Linked DNA regions of Mus musculus: region 1 is linked to region 2. The links are chromatin loops, found by intact Hi-C in ENCODE. Cell type or tissue: left cerebral cortex. All regions are shown on one strand. Links, peaks and the distances in the headings refer to the core of each region. The heading gives the core; the rest is flanking DNA.

The links. A loop is a pair of places that touch in the nucleus more often than their neighbours do. Peaks named below come from ENCODE experiments on the same cell type or tissue, not always from the same donor. Only the 100,000 strongest peaks of a DNase experiment are listed, where the experiment ranks them.
Region 1: a loop joins it to region 2, with 3 times the contacts of the local background. A loop is called at or near these places in 9 of 42 quality-filtered maps.

What each region holds. Positions count from the first base shown.
Region 1 is chr2:6,252,397-6,259,464 of GRCm38, reverse strand. It overlaps A230108P19Rik (RIKEN cDNA A230108P19 gene), which reads right to left. Exons shown (of 7, transcript NR_040333.1): 3 at 3,191-3,338. It overlaps Gm46730 (a long non-coding RNA gene), which reads right to left and starts at 2,627. Exons shown (of 3, transcript XR_001783226.1): 1 at 2,600-2,627. Gm13383 (a long non-coding RNA gene) reads left to right here. Exons shown (of 3, transcript XR_373972.4): 2 at 2,220-2,271; 3 at 2,422-2,602. In left cerebral cortex, for the core only: no CTCF peak of the experiment used is centred there; DNase peaks (open chromatin) are centred at 2,127, 3,038, 3,221 and 3,649; H3K27ac peaks cover 827 bases.
Region 2 is chr2:6,318,592-6,325,659 of GRCm38, reverse strand. It overlaps Usp6nl (USP6 N-terminal like), which reads right to left and starts at 2,903. Exons shown (of 15, transcript NM_001080548.1): 1 at 2,706-2,903. A230108P19Rik (RIKEN cDNA A230108P19 gene) reads right to left here. Exons shown (of 7, transcript NR_040333.1): 7 at 4,049-5,688. In left cerebral cortex, for the core only: no CTCF peak of the experiment used is centred there; DNase peaks (open chromatin) are centred at 2,373, 2,947 and 3,682; H3K4me3 peaks cover 1,978 bases; H3K27ac peaks cover 1,316 bases.

The DNA.
Region 1 (7,068 bases), core at 1,302-6,301, 66 kb after region 2:
CAGACTGAGCCTACCATGGAAAGCAACCAGTACACAGCACTCCTCCATGACCTCTGCACCAGCTCCCACCCCCAGATTCCTCCCCAGTTTCAGTTCCTGTCCTGACTTCCTTCGATGATGAGCAGTAATATGAAAATGTAAGACAAATAAATATTTCCTTCCCAACTTGCTTTTTGGTCACAGTATTTCAATGCAGCAATAGAAACCCTAACTGAGACTGTCTTCAAACACTCTCATTCCTTCCTAGTCTATGTTTTCAGTTCCTTGTGCCAGTAAAGTTCACCTACCACACTCCAGCTTATAGCCCATACATAGCACATTCCTGCCATCCACTTTCTTTTCATTTTCAGGGTTGAGGGTTAAACTAACCATCTACATTGGAGTCCAGCATGGTCCCAGATAGTACCCTTCTTCTCTACCAAAGTTCTTAGTCCAGAGAAGACTTACTAGGTGTCACCTTTATTATCAACAAAATTAATATCAGGTACTGTCATATATATTTCTTAAAAACAAGCATTTTTCATAATACTAAGACACTTGATTCAAAGACACTTATGCCCAGCCACAGAGAGAGCTGTATTGAGTCAACAGCCAAGATGAAGAGCCTAAAGCTTCACGTAGGTCCTCGGTCTCCCTGTGTTCTCTAAAACTACCTATTTATAGGTCTGTCATCCTTATGAGTCCCCTCCCCCTAAAGAGAAGAAGCATCGTGGGAACACAAGCCATGCCTGACTTTGAGATGTTTTTGTTACCACATCCCAGTGGCTAAGGATGGCACACGTTGGACATGAATTACTAGCTACAGTGGGAATTTCAACATCATGAAATCCAAAGCAGTGGACTAAACTGGACATGCCGCACACACCCGGGAGACCCAGTCCCAGAGAGTTCTGCCTTTCCTCTTCCTCAAAAGCCTGTCCCCACAGGAAAGTCATCCAGCTGAGGACAACCTTTCCCTTTTTTAACATTTTAAAGACAAAAAGCATCTGTCCGGTGCAGACTCTCCATGACTTCAGGGTGAACTAGTTTAGTTCATGGCACCGTACGTAGCTTTGAATCCTGGGTGACAGAAAGGACAAGTGGACATTAAGTTTGATCTTGTTTTAAAACCATTACAGCTTCACTTAAAGGGTCACTCTTCCAAAAAGACTGAAGCAAACCCCATATGACACACATGTGGTACAGACCCTTTCGCAGGTTATCTGAGACAGTAATGTAACTGACACCATCCACTCTCTGGCTCTGTGTGGTGTTTAAGCTTGGGATGCTGCAGAGAATGAGGAAGGAAGGGCTCACATGTAGGACAGGCAGCCCATAGGGGACATCTAACCTACCCTGATTGAGGACAGCAGGAACAGCATTATTAATATGTAAGTCACAGCCCAAATGAAACTACCGTCATTCCCAGGACAGAGCCAAGCACAGCCAGGCTCTGAGCCCTTCCTCACTGGAAGGGAACCGGAATAATCAGGGAAGGTCTCCGTCTCTGCTACTGAGAAATCCCAAAGAAACCTTCAGGGCTGGGCCTAGATGTCAACGTGCAGAAATGGATTTATGATGGTGTATTTAAACATAAATCCTCAAAGAACTACCATTGGCCCACCATGCTGCAAATGCCTATCTAACCACTCAGTGTCCTTTAACATCTGCTGCCTTTCGATGAGGACTTGAGATTAATGATGACCTACCTACCCCTTCACCTAACTGCCCAATAAAGGGAGAGAATCTGTGTGTGTGCATGGTGGGATACTTATCTAAGATCATGCCACGGTGGAGCCTTGCCCCTAAAACAAAACAATATTACAATGGTACGTTCTCTCTCTCTCTCTCTCTCTCTCTCTCTCTCTCTCTCTCTCTGTGTCTGTCTGTCTGTCTCTGTGTGTGTGTGTCTTTCTCTCTGTCACTCTTTCTCTCTGTCTCTGTCTCTCTCTGTATGTCTATCTCTGTGTGTGTCTGTCTCTCTGTCTCTGTCTCTTTCTCTCTCACTCATACACATACAGAAAGAGAGAAAAAGAGAGAGAGAGGCAAGGATGTGGCTGTCACCCCTCCCAGGCACAGTCTGTGTTGAATGCAGTCGTCACTTCAGTAGGTGTCTGTTTGGTAAATGAATAAGCAGATGGCAATGCACAGGGAGACAGAAATGGCATCCACCTCCAGAACTGGAATGTGAGGCTTGATCCTCCAACTGTGAATTTTACGAATTTCCTGCTGCCTGCTAGGTCCCTGCCTTTCTCACTGGAGCCTGGAAATATGGAGGCAAGAACTTGGAAGGTAGGGAAACAGTGCCTGAAATGGCATAGGGTGGGGTGGGGGGAGGGTGGGGAGGGGTTGGGAGCAGAGGAGAGGTAGGATAGGGTGGGAGTCAGGGAGCTGAAGACAGGCAATACAAGGTTTCCGGACCCTGAATGTTCTCTGTTCCAGAATGGGACGGTGTTTCCTGTTAAGTCCCCCTGCACATTACTCATTGTGAGAAAATCTAGAAGCTTCCTCATCTTCTAGAACCCTCCTCCGAAAGAACTCCCTTCCTGCTGCACAGGGGTAGGAAAAGAGCTCGCCTTGCCTCGATCTACAGCATGCGTGGAACAAGAAAAGAATCTACCATTGCAATCACAGGCCTGCTTCATCGTGATGTCAAACACTTGGTCATCTCTGTCTACAAGAGAACGAGGCTGGGTGACATCACAGAGGCCCCGCCCAGCCCCTTTTACAAGAAGCCTCCAGGTGAGCCTGTAGGCCAACGCTCTTTTGTTCTGGGCACCAGAGGCCCACGTCAAACCCATGCTCTGCCTGTTCCCTCTGAGAGGGAAAAGGAGAAGGTCACATGTCATCTGAGCCTCACGCCTCAAAATCCTACCCAATCCTGAATGCTCCTTCGCTGCCAAGCAGCTCTGGACTTGGAGAACCCTGGGAAGCTGCAGGGCTTTGGGCCAGGCATGGGGGAAATCCTTTCATTCTTTACTTCTTCTCTTCTTCTGGACATGACCCATTAAAACAAAACCCCAGCGCAGTGGGTATGTGTTTACCGATGCTATTTTTAAAGCCCTCTAGGGAAGTGGTTTGCTAGCACTCTAGGGCGGGCTGTGAGCAGAAGTGATTTCACGTGTCCTGGGCTGGGAACAAAGGGGCGGCTTGGGCCTGTTCTCACCGCGCCCACCTGCGGCACTGAACAAGCACCTCAGACTGTAATTACCTCTGCCAGTAGAGCTTGTTTCAGAAACATGTGGCTTCCCCCACAGTGGGATAACTGCCAGGCCCAAGTTTCTGGGGACTGACCCTGAACAGCTCGGGCTGCTTCTCCAGCACTCGATGAGTTATGTGAGTCACGGTCCAATTAAAAACTGGGCAAGGAAAAGAATGAAAGGAAGAGACAAGAAAGCCATGTAAGGATGCCAGGCGGGCAAGCAGTTAAACATCCTGACTCTAAAAAGATGCCAACACAAAATCTCAATTTATAAAAGTTGAATGGCCTAGAAGGGAGGCAGTTCTACCCATTGTAATACATGAATGGTTTCATTTCACATAAAAAAAAAAAAAGAAAGAAAGAAAGAAGGAAAAAGAAAAAAAAATTCATCAAAAGTTTCTTTCCGTTTGGTTTCTCCTCCAGTGATTTTGAAATAGGACTAAGTTGTCAAAAACCTGATTTACATACAACGTTTTCGGCTCTTGTCTGGCGTAGAACAGGCTATAACTGGATTCTGAAACTAGCAGCTTAAGCACAGAAAACACCAAATGCTTTTGTAGCTGAAGATAATAATGAGTGCTCATTTGGCATGAAATATAAACAACTCATTAAAGGACTTCCAATATCTTTTTAAAAAATAAAGAAAACAATACAGTCCAGGAGACAACATGGTAACTCTGAGTTTCTGGTCACCAGGCAACCTCTACAGAGCACAAGCCGGTGGGAATGGAGTCCCTGGCTCCTCCTTCTTTGGTCACAGAGCAAGTTGAAGAGTGGGGCCTGGGGGTCACCATGGCTTCCCATCTGGTTGATCTTAGATATGAAGTCACATTATTGAGAAATTATTGACATCTTTGGGACTGGAGAAAAGGCTTAGCAGCTAAGAGCACTTTCTGCTCTTGCAGAGGACCTGGGTTCGGTTCTCAGCACCCACACTGGGTGGCTAACAATGACCTATAACTCCAGTTTCGGGGGAATCAGACTCTCTCTTCTGACCCCTACAGGTACCAGGTGTGCACTGTGGCATGCACATACACTTCAGCACACACACCTACAGAGAAAATAAAAATAAGTATATTGTTTTTAATAATTTACACATTTGATATTTAGATCACTGTGGGGGGAATGGGCTATGCACAGACAGCCTGTTCTCCAGTCAAGCTGAGGTCTTGAACCCCAGTGGGACCCAATGGGTGGTTTTCCACCTACATGGGATGGAAGGCGTTTGATCATGTCTCCTGGACCCCTGGCTCCTGTCAAAGTTACCGCTCCCACAGCCCCCACAAGAGAGGCATGTGGCTAGCAGTCACGTAGACAATGTCCCAAGCTTCTGGCCTTCTGGCTAGATTACTCCTCACAGTTACCTAGCAACAGCAAGATAAGCCCACTATAAGAGGGGCTGTTTGACCCCTCCTCCTCTCTAAGCTTTTACCTCTCTCTCTCTAAACCTTCACCTTTCTTACTTTCTAACTCTTTCTCTCTTTCCTTTCCCCCTTCTCTCCTCTTGGCCATGGCTGGTCTCTTTCTTTTACCTTCTCTCTTTCCCCCTGCCTTTCTACAATAAAGCTCTAAAACCATAGACTGTCTCTGATCATGAAGGCCCACCATGCTTGAAAGATGGGATAGGCTTTCTCCTAACGAGCTGTGTCTAACCTCCCATCAGAAGACCTTCCTACGTTGCAGCCACGGACTGGGCTAAAGACTCTTGCCTGTATGGGAACCACCCAGCGCCCTTCTTTCCCCTGCCCTCTCTTCCCATACCTCCAGGGACAAGTGCCACCCCAGGGCCCCTATTCTGTTCTCAGCTCCTCTGCCGTATCCAGCGTGGGATACCAGGGAGACTGAGAACCTAGTACCAGGGGCTGCCCCTTGTCCAGCCCCCGCCGTGTGGGGTCAGTGGCTTCACACAGCCAGATGTCCACCCGAGGCCACATGGAATGCATCCAGCAATCCTCCTGCATCCACCTGCCCAGAGCACTGGAAGTCTGGCTGGACTTGGGCTCTCAACCTCCCCCCTCTTTCCCTACACCCATGGCCCTGCAGATCACTATAACACAACACACATAGATAAGTATGTATCTATGACATCACACCATCAAGTTCATAAATATATCTTCTAAGGTTTCCTCCCAGCCCTGTATTATGATTTATGCATGTGTGCTTACATGCATGTGTGTGTGTGTGTGTGTGTGTGTGTGTGTGTGTGTGTGTGTGTGTATAAGGGTTTTTAATAGCTCCACTCTTAGAAAAACATAAATATCCAACACAGTACACAATCCTTTGCCCCACCTGCTGTTTGATTTCTTTCCTAGGTTTGAGTCACCTATGGCCAACTACAGTCTGAGAATATTAAATGGAATAAGTAATTCTAGAAATAAGTAATTAATAAGTTCTCAATGACCATTTTATAGTGTATTGTCACAACCGAGCTGTTATCTTGTTATTAAATCTTACTCTGGCTAGTTTATAAATGAAGCTTTATCAGAGGTTTGTGTGTATTCGAGAAAACCTACTTAGGATCTGAGAGTAAGTGGGGTTTCACATATCCACAGGAGGGCCTTGGAAGTTATGTCCAACAGACATGAAGAGACCAGTACATGGTTAGGTCCAAGCACCAGACTAGAAAGTAAAAATCCAGAACTTTCTATCAATATACAGTGGAAACCTTGTGCCATTTACCCATGACCTCCCTGAAGCCCCCAGTGACCACCATTCTACTCTCTAGTTCTGTGGATTTGAGTAGCCGTGATTGATCCCCCATATAACCAACACCCTTTTTAGCAATCTTATATTTAAGGTGAAGTTTGAGTTTGGCATAGGTCCAGGAAGCAGTACACAGTCTTAATAGATCCTTGTTTCTGGTCAGTTTCTTTTCTATACGTGGTCATGTTGGACATGCCTAGACCATACTTTTAGACCAAGTGACTTCAGCCTCTTTGGTGTGCTCTCCCTGGGTTCTAGCTCAACCTGTCCTTCCTCTATTGGTTTCAGGCCAGCCTGCAAGCTCCTAAAGTTTTGAACTAAGGAAGCATATGGTCACTATTTGCTGAGGTACAGGCGTAGATTGTGGCTGGGTGTGGTAGCTTCTCTCTGAATGTTCCTGTGTTCCTGTGGGGTAGCAAAACCTTCAGAAAAAGGAATGGACTCCAACTAGAATATTAGATATCAGGAGGCAGAGGAGGTATTAGAAAGGACCGGGGTTGTCATCAAAGTGAAGCACACGCAAGGCCTGACCAAGTGCTTTGGGGTAGACCAGTTGTTCAAGTCACACCATTGCTCACTGTTGCAGTTGCAAGACTTCCCTTCAGCCTTTTTGACTTGGCTTTAACAAGAGGAAGGCTAATTCCTGTAATGTAGCCTTGATAATGCTCTATATTGGGTGACAGGGGACTCTGATACCCAGAGTGAGGGCTTCATTCAACAGAAGATCTAAATACAGGTCTGAGAAAGACATCTGAGCAGAGAAATCCTCTGCAGGAGCCTGACTGTCATGCGTATCCCTAGTCCTCACTATTTTGCAAGTATTCTGGATGTGTAGTATTAAGACCCACAAGGAATGAGTCACTGATGACATCACCTCCATCCCTGCCTGAAGAACCAGTTTCACCTGCCCACTGCCTCCACTTGTCACCTACTAGATTCCGGCCCAGGTGGCAGGCTTTACTGTTAACTTGAAACAAACTAGGGTAATTTAGGAGAAGAGAGCTTCAATTAAGAAAAACGCTTTCATCAGATTGGCCTGGAGGCAAGCCTGTGGGGTATTTTCTTTTTTAGTGATTATTGTAGGAGAGCTCAGCCCAGAGTGGGTGGAACCACCCCTACAGAGGCTGTGTGGAAAGGCAAGTTGAAGGAGCAAGGAAAAGCAAGCCAGTGAGCAGCATTCCTCC
Region 2 (7,068 bases), core at 1,144-6,143:
GAAGAATGAAGTCATGCAACGAGAGTTCCTATAGATACTAGCCAGCCAGGAATGGTCTCTGTGTCTCTAATCCCCACACTCTCTAATCCCTGTCCACTATGTGGAAGGATGCTACAGGCCAGACTCTCTTCAAATTGTGATTCTTAGGTTAACTGCAAAAGATGGTAGAAACCTTTTAGAGGAGAAAATTATTCTCTACTGTATAATTAGATCACATCTGTAAATGGAAAATGCTTCTCACAAATTACACTGAAGGGGCAAACTGTAAGTCTGTGGTAATTAGTCTGAATTGCACTGGTTACAAAACAAGGATGGTTAAAGTAGAATTAAACTCAGAGCCAGAAAATGTCTCCTCCTCGATACCTGAAGTAGCAACTCTCAAAGTTTTAGTATTCTAAATTCTTTGACTTCCTTAACATTCCTCAATTTTTCAACCAAAATCATTTCCTGGCTACAAAATGTAACAATAATTCGTCATGATGGCAAAGCTAGGCCAATACACTACAGAACAAAGCTAGGCCCTGGAGCCCCAGACTGGATCTGCTGGTTCCCACTCAATGCATGAAGATGATCAGTCACTATACACCCAACACCACGTCTGCCACTTCTCCTCAGGTACTTGTTTAACCAGACCAGTTGTCCTTGCTAAGGGTTACCTGCACCACAAAACACCCTGAGAGGGAGTAATGGAGGGCTGGAGAGATGGCTCAGTGGTTAGGCACACTTGCTGCTAATACATGATGGCCCACAACCATTCAGAACTCTAGTTCCTGGAGATCTGACATCCTCTTCTGACCTCTTGAGAGCAACAAGCACATGTGTGGTGCATACGCAAAAATGCAGGCAACATTCATACACATAAAATAAAAAAATCTTTTAAAATATATATATTTAAGGCAAAAGGGTACTGATGGATTATACTCACCAGAACCAAGCCCAACCTAGAGCAGTAGTCTGATTTAAAAAGTGGCGAACAGCACTAGGGCTCAGGACCACACTCTAAAGTCAGACAAAGGATGTTTCTTCAATACCTTTGTGGGAGTGCCCTGATTCTTCAACTGAGGGCACCTGTCCTTGCAATTAGGGCTCTGTGTCGTCGTCGTCCCGACCCCCCCCCCCCGCACAAGTTAATTAATACTGTTATTAGTATAATTTCCTTTTCCATTTTGATTTACAGCATAATGGCCTGGAGAGAGTACAAACTAAGGAGTGAACGAGACAGCATGCTTACAATTTCACCTATAAAATTATGACAAACTAGGAAATATTTTGTTAATTGTGGGGTCTTGGTGAGAAAAGCAGTGAGTCATTGTTTAAATGCCAGTTTACTGATTATTAAGGTGAGTTAAAGAAAGGGGAAATAATTTAAAACTCTGCCCTAGTTCCCACCACCACCGAGAAAACTTCCAGAGATTCAGTATGGGAGGGAATTGGTCACGAGTCATCTCAATCAACCGTACCGCGAAACTTTTCTGAGCTATGAAACAACTTGTCTCATAGATCTAATTACATAGGAATGGAAGAAGGGAAGGAAGGAAGGAAGGAAGGAAGGAAGGAAGGAAGGAAGGAAAGAAGGAAGGAAGGATCCACGACTAAACTGTTCCAGCAAGAATACTTTGAACACTGTCCCTACAACTTTTTCCATTCGTGTCGCAGTACTGCCCCAATTCACCGAGCCTTTCCATAAGGCACAACGCATATTAGTCTCCTTAAAAAGCATCTGGGGTAGGAGGAATGAGTGAACAGAAGAATCTACTAACGCAGCTTTATTCGAAAATGCCGTGATGTTAGCTAACACCTTGTACGCTAATTTTAAAAATAAAATTCAAAATATCTGTGGATAGCTGGAGAAATGGCTGGGCGGTTAAGAGCACTGACTGCTCTTCCGGAGGTCCTGAGTTCAAATTCCAACAACCACATTGGTGGCTCACAACCATCCGTACAGCTACAGTGTACGCATATAGATAAAATAAATAAATCTTTAAAAAAAAAAAAAGTATCTGTCGATTATACGGAGTGTGCCTAAAGAAGAGCCCAGAGATCTCGATGCTCAACATATATGAACGTCCCACCATGGAGTAAGACTTCTCTCATTCTCTGCATTAAAACACCTGCGAGCCACCGTGCTCATCCCCTATAGAAACGCCGCGCTCCCGGAGCCCCAAACTAGCCAGCAAAACTTTGCCGGGGCGCACGGATTTCCAGCTCCCTCCCGCCCGCCCATCCTCCCCGGGGCTGCTCCAAAGTTCTTGCGGCATCCCAGGCAATCGTCTCAGCGAACGAAGTTTGCCTGGGTCCTGCCCACTCGCGCTCCCGCAGGACGCAACTGAAACTTGCAAGGGAGACACGTCTCCCCGGGGACCGAAACTTGCACGCGGGGTGGGGGAGGAAGGCGGCCGGAGCGTTCCGCCTCCCCGGGGGTCTGCACGCAGCGCCGAGCCCTCTCGGCCCCCCGCCCGGCCGCTCCCGCGCGCGCGCCCGCCCGCCTGTCAATCACACCGCAGACCACCACCCCCACGCGCGAGCAACACGGCGCGCGGGGTCCACGGGAGCCGGCTCGGGCCAGGCCGCGCCGCCGCAGCGTGCCCTCTGCCCGGGGCCGGGAATGGCGGCGACCGGCTGCCCGGAGCCAGTTCCGACCTGGCCCCCTCGCCTTTAGACCCCGCCAGCCCCTGTAGCAGCGGCTGAAGAGAAAAGGAAGTTACCTCCAAGCGGTCCCGGCGGCGGCGGCGGCGGCCAGTCGCGGGAGGCCGAGAGGTCCGGCGCGGCGGCGGCGGCGGCTACCGCAGTGCCCTCCGCCCCATTGTTTCCCTTCCAGGAGGCTCCCGGCAAAGCCGAGCCCGGGAACCAGGAAGTTCCCCGGCGCGACACCTCCAGCCGCCGCCGCTATGGAAACGGCCCCCGCCTTCCCCAGGGCGGCTCTCCCGGGACCCCGCCTCCGCGCCGCCGGCCCCGCCCGCCTCACCGGCCGCCAACAGTCGCCGTTGCGGCCGCGGCCGCCGCCATCTTGGCGCGGGCGGACAGCCCCTGCCTTCCCGGCGGCACGTGCGCTGTTCCCGCGCTCCCGCCGGGCGCGCGCTCGATGGGCTGCGGGCGGAGGCCGACGGCCCGAGCCCCTCTGCATGAAGAGGGGGTCCGCCGACCCGGCGGCGCCCAGCGATCGCTCCAGAGCTACTCACGGGCTGGGACCAGTGCTGTGTCTGACACCTGAGGGCAGCCGGCAGAGCACGGCGCCTTTCGCGGATGAGGCCCGTCCGCTCGCCAGCCTTCAGACGTTGCCTACTGCACTTGGGTTTTTCTTGGACTCGGTATCCTCACCCGTGAAGTGAGAGGGAAACTGTACCTGCTTCGTGGAGTTGTTCCCCGCGCAAACAAATGCTTGGTAGTGTGTGCACAGTGAATCTGTCAACAGAGTGGCTCTGTTACTGACACAAGGTCACACAGTCAATTTCCAGGCATTTATGCCAAGAGTTCAGATCAGCACAACTTTAAGTAGGCTACTGTGTGCAAGCCTTTTGCTGCCTAAACAGTGTTCATTCCCTGGCCCATCTTTCTTTAGGTCAGCTTTTTCTGTGTCAAGAGTTTTAATCCCCACGGTCTTCCATTAAGAACTGATGTAAAAAGGGGATGATGTAAACTTCCCAACACTGTAATTTGCTGACGGTTAAATGATTTATTCACTAGAAGCAGCAAAGGTTTGGGTGTGCGAGTAGCTAAAAGGCTTCTGTCCTTGTTTCCAGGAACTAGAATTACTATAGCTGGCAACTGTGCACTGCGTTTACTCTTTCCCAGGCTGGTGAAACCTGACACTCACTGCAAACTGTGTTCCTTGAGGAATTGAGGAGAGGCAGAGTCCTGGCCCTTCCTGGGCTTGCAGACTTTAACACCTGTGACTCCTTGGGTCTTAGATGGCCTCTGAGGCCACTTCTGACTCTCAAATGCTGATTAACCAGTGAAACCCAGGGCCTTTTGGACAGACAGACAGACAGGCGCGCGCGCATCCCTTCATTCAGGTCTCCATTTAAACCAGGTTTGGAAACACTACTTTGGGTTTTGTTTTGTTTATTGATTTGTTTATTCTGGTATGTACAAATGGCACAGTTGGTTTGGTGAAAATCAGGTCAAAAGTTGGATGGTCATGGGAATTTTTTCAACACTCAAATATAAGGAATAGAATTCCAAAATTAGCAAGTCACCAAAGAGCTCTCCATTTGTGACAATGCCTACAGCTTCCAAGTCTTTGATGACAACACATGCACATACGCATGTACTTACATTGTGCTTTGAAGATTGCAGAAGTCCTCCAAAAGACACTTACTGAATTAAAGTATAACGTTTGAGTTACCGTCTCTCCGGATACCTTGGGAACCCCACAGAGGCTCAAGAGAATTCATCCAGAAATTTTACCACAAATACAAAAATATCAATGAGTTGGAGGGGCAATGCTGGACACAGCTTGCTTCACAAACTGAAGGAGAAGTTTCAGATGTGTGTGTGAAGTTTATATTAGTGTAATACTATATTCTAGACTTAACTGTCAGCACTGTCGGCCCAACTTCAGACTTAGCAGTCTGTACTATTATTCAGAAATATATTCAAGAATGAGGGTAGCTGAATTTCACTGAAAACCTACACAAATAGGAACACTTGAGTCTTGGGGTAGTCGTTTAGCAACCGCTGTCCTAAAAAAAAAAATGCATATTTAAGTTATGTCCGCCTTGTGATCCTATTCCCTCTAACATACGATAGATATCATACATGTGATTCCCCCTTCAACTGGGGGGAAAGTTCACTGTCAAAATCCCAGAGAAAATGAAAGGGGGAATAAACAGTTTGTATCTCCAATGAGAATATTCTGCAAATGCCAGCCATTTAGAACTTTCCGATCACATAACAGGAAGAGTGATGTTTGCATTTCGTTTTTAAAAGTTATGTTATACTCATGACAATACTTACAGAATATTGCCAAAGGTAAAAGTACATGTTTAAGTTTCCCACAAGACTCCATAATAACTAGGGTTAAGAGTATAATTTGCGGTGAGAACATGAAAATATAGAACATGGGGAAATTTTCAAAAGTAAACCATGCATCCTTAGCTTTCATCTTCAAAACTGCAGATCAAAGGCGCTGTTCCTAGAGTCTCCTGTAAACTGAGACCTTGCAATGTGGATCGATGGCTATGCAGTCCATTCAGGTTTGGGGAGTAGCAAAGTGGGTTGTGCCGTGGAGACTCTGGAAAGCCTCATGTGATTCATCTTACCCACTACAGTCATTTCTGAAATTCCCTAGGAGTGTTTTGTTGACTCAAAAAGTCAGTTCCAATATCACTGTATATAACTCATCATGATAAAAAGAAAGCAAGCATATCAGTGGATATCCATGGACCACATGTCAATGAAATCAGCCACATCCACATGGCTCATAGTTTTTCCTTAATAAAGTCCTTCAGATTAAAAGAGAAAGTATTGATGGCAGACCAGAAGAAGGATCACAAACAGTAGAATTCCACATATGTTACAAACAGTTTGTTACAACAATCTGGGGTGATCTTACTTATTGCTGTTTTGGGGGACTTGGGAAGTGCCCCTATGTTAGAAACATACAAGCCATGAGGTTTGGGACTTGTTTGTCTTCCATCCTGTTCTGTTCTTTGGTCCACTTTGCTCTCTGGCCAGAGTGAGCTTCCTCTGAATAAATATAGAAAGAATGAGGAGGAGAGAAAGGGAAAGGAAGGACCAAAGGATACAAAGGTGTATCAGTACCCAATTTGTATCAATACCCAATATGTAAAACGTTTCTCATTTTTTCACATGCTCAAACATCTTATGACTCAAAAACAAAAACAAATCAAAGCTTAGAAACAACTCCTTTTCAACCACAGAAGTTTCCACTCACTATCTCCTCTACTCCTTGCTTGTAGCCAACCTGTTCCTGACTACACAGTAAGACATCACAGTCTGCCAGGAGTCTGTAACGAGGCTGGATCACTTTTCAGATGTGCCACTTTGTCTTCCTAGCTCCGGCGGACTTTCTGTCAGCAGCGCTTCCGTCTACCATATGTCAGCTGCCCCAAGTCCCTTCCCAGATGCCATACCATTATTTTTAGGACATATATTCGCCCATTCTGGAACGGGGTTTGAGCACGTGCTACAGCGCCAGTATGGCACTCGGGGGACAACTTTCAGGAGTCAGTTGTCTCCCTCTCCCGTTCAGGTCCCAGGGACTGAACCCTGGGTCATCAGAATTGACAGCAAGCGCCTTAACCTGTAGAGCCATCTCACCGGTCCCATGATTTTTTAAGTTTCATCAAACCGATAAAATGTAAATATTAAGATGCACACATATATAAGTATTTAAAAATTAAAATATGACTTCCTGGCTTTTTTGTCTCCATTTTAGTGATAAAACATTAGCCTTCATGTACATGATTGTTATTAACTTTCTAACTCTGTGTATGTTGAAAGGCAGTTTTCCTAGGAAACCTCCCAGTGAACCATGCCTACCAATACTCACACAGTTAGCCACCCTCCGTTTATATCTACGACGGCCCTGTGACTCAGTGTGGAGGGAATGAGGCAGAGTGATTGATCTCTAAGATGAGAGCAGAAGAAGCCTCAAGGTTCTACCTGAGTCTCTGAAATCCTTTGTGCACTTTCTCTCAGAATTCAAATACTGTCAAGGAAGAAACTCAGGCATCTTACAGTGAGCACACCAGATAGCCAACTTCACCTGAGCCCACTGCCAACAGCCGCTAACCTCAAACTGGCGACATGGGCAAGGCAACTGGGTATTGCATGCCTGGAGTCCCAGCTGAACGACACCCTGAGAAACCCTAGGTGGTGACCTTCCAGGTGAGCCCAGGGAGCCACAGAACAATAATAAATTGCAGATAGACTTCAATGTCTTTTGTCACAAACCTGCAGGAAAAGTGCAGTAAATTTATTAAGAATGAAGTTCTGAGCTGGAGAGGTGGCTCAGTCAGCAAGGCACTTGCCACACAAGTGTGATACCCAAGTTCAGTCCCCAGAAGCCATATGGAAAGCCAGGCATAGTGGCACACTGTTATG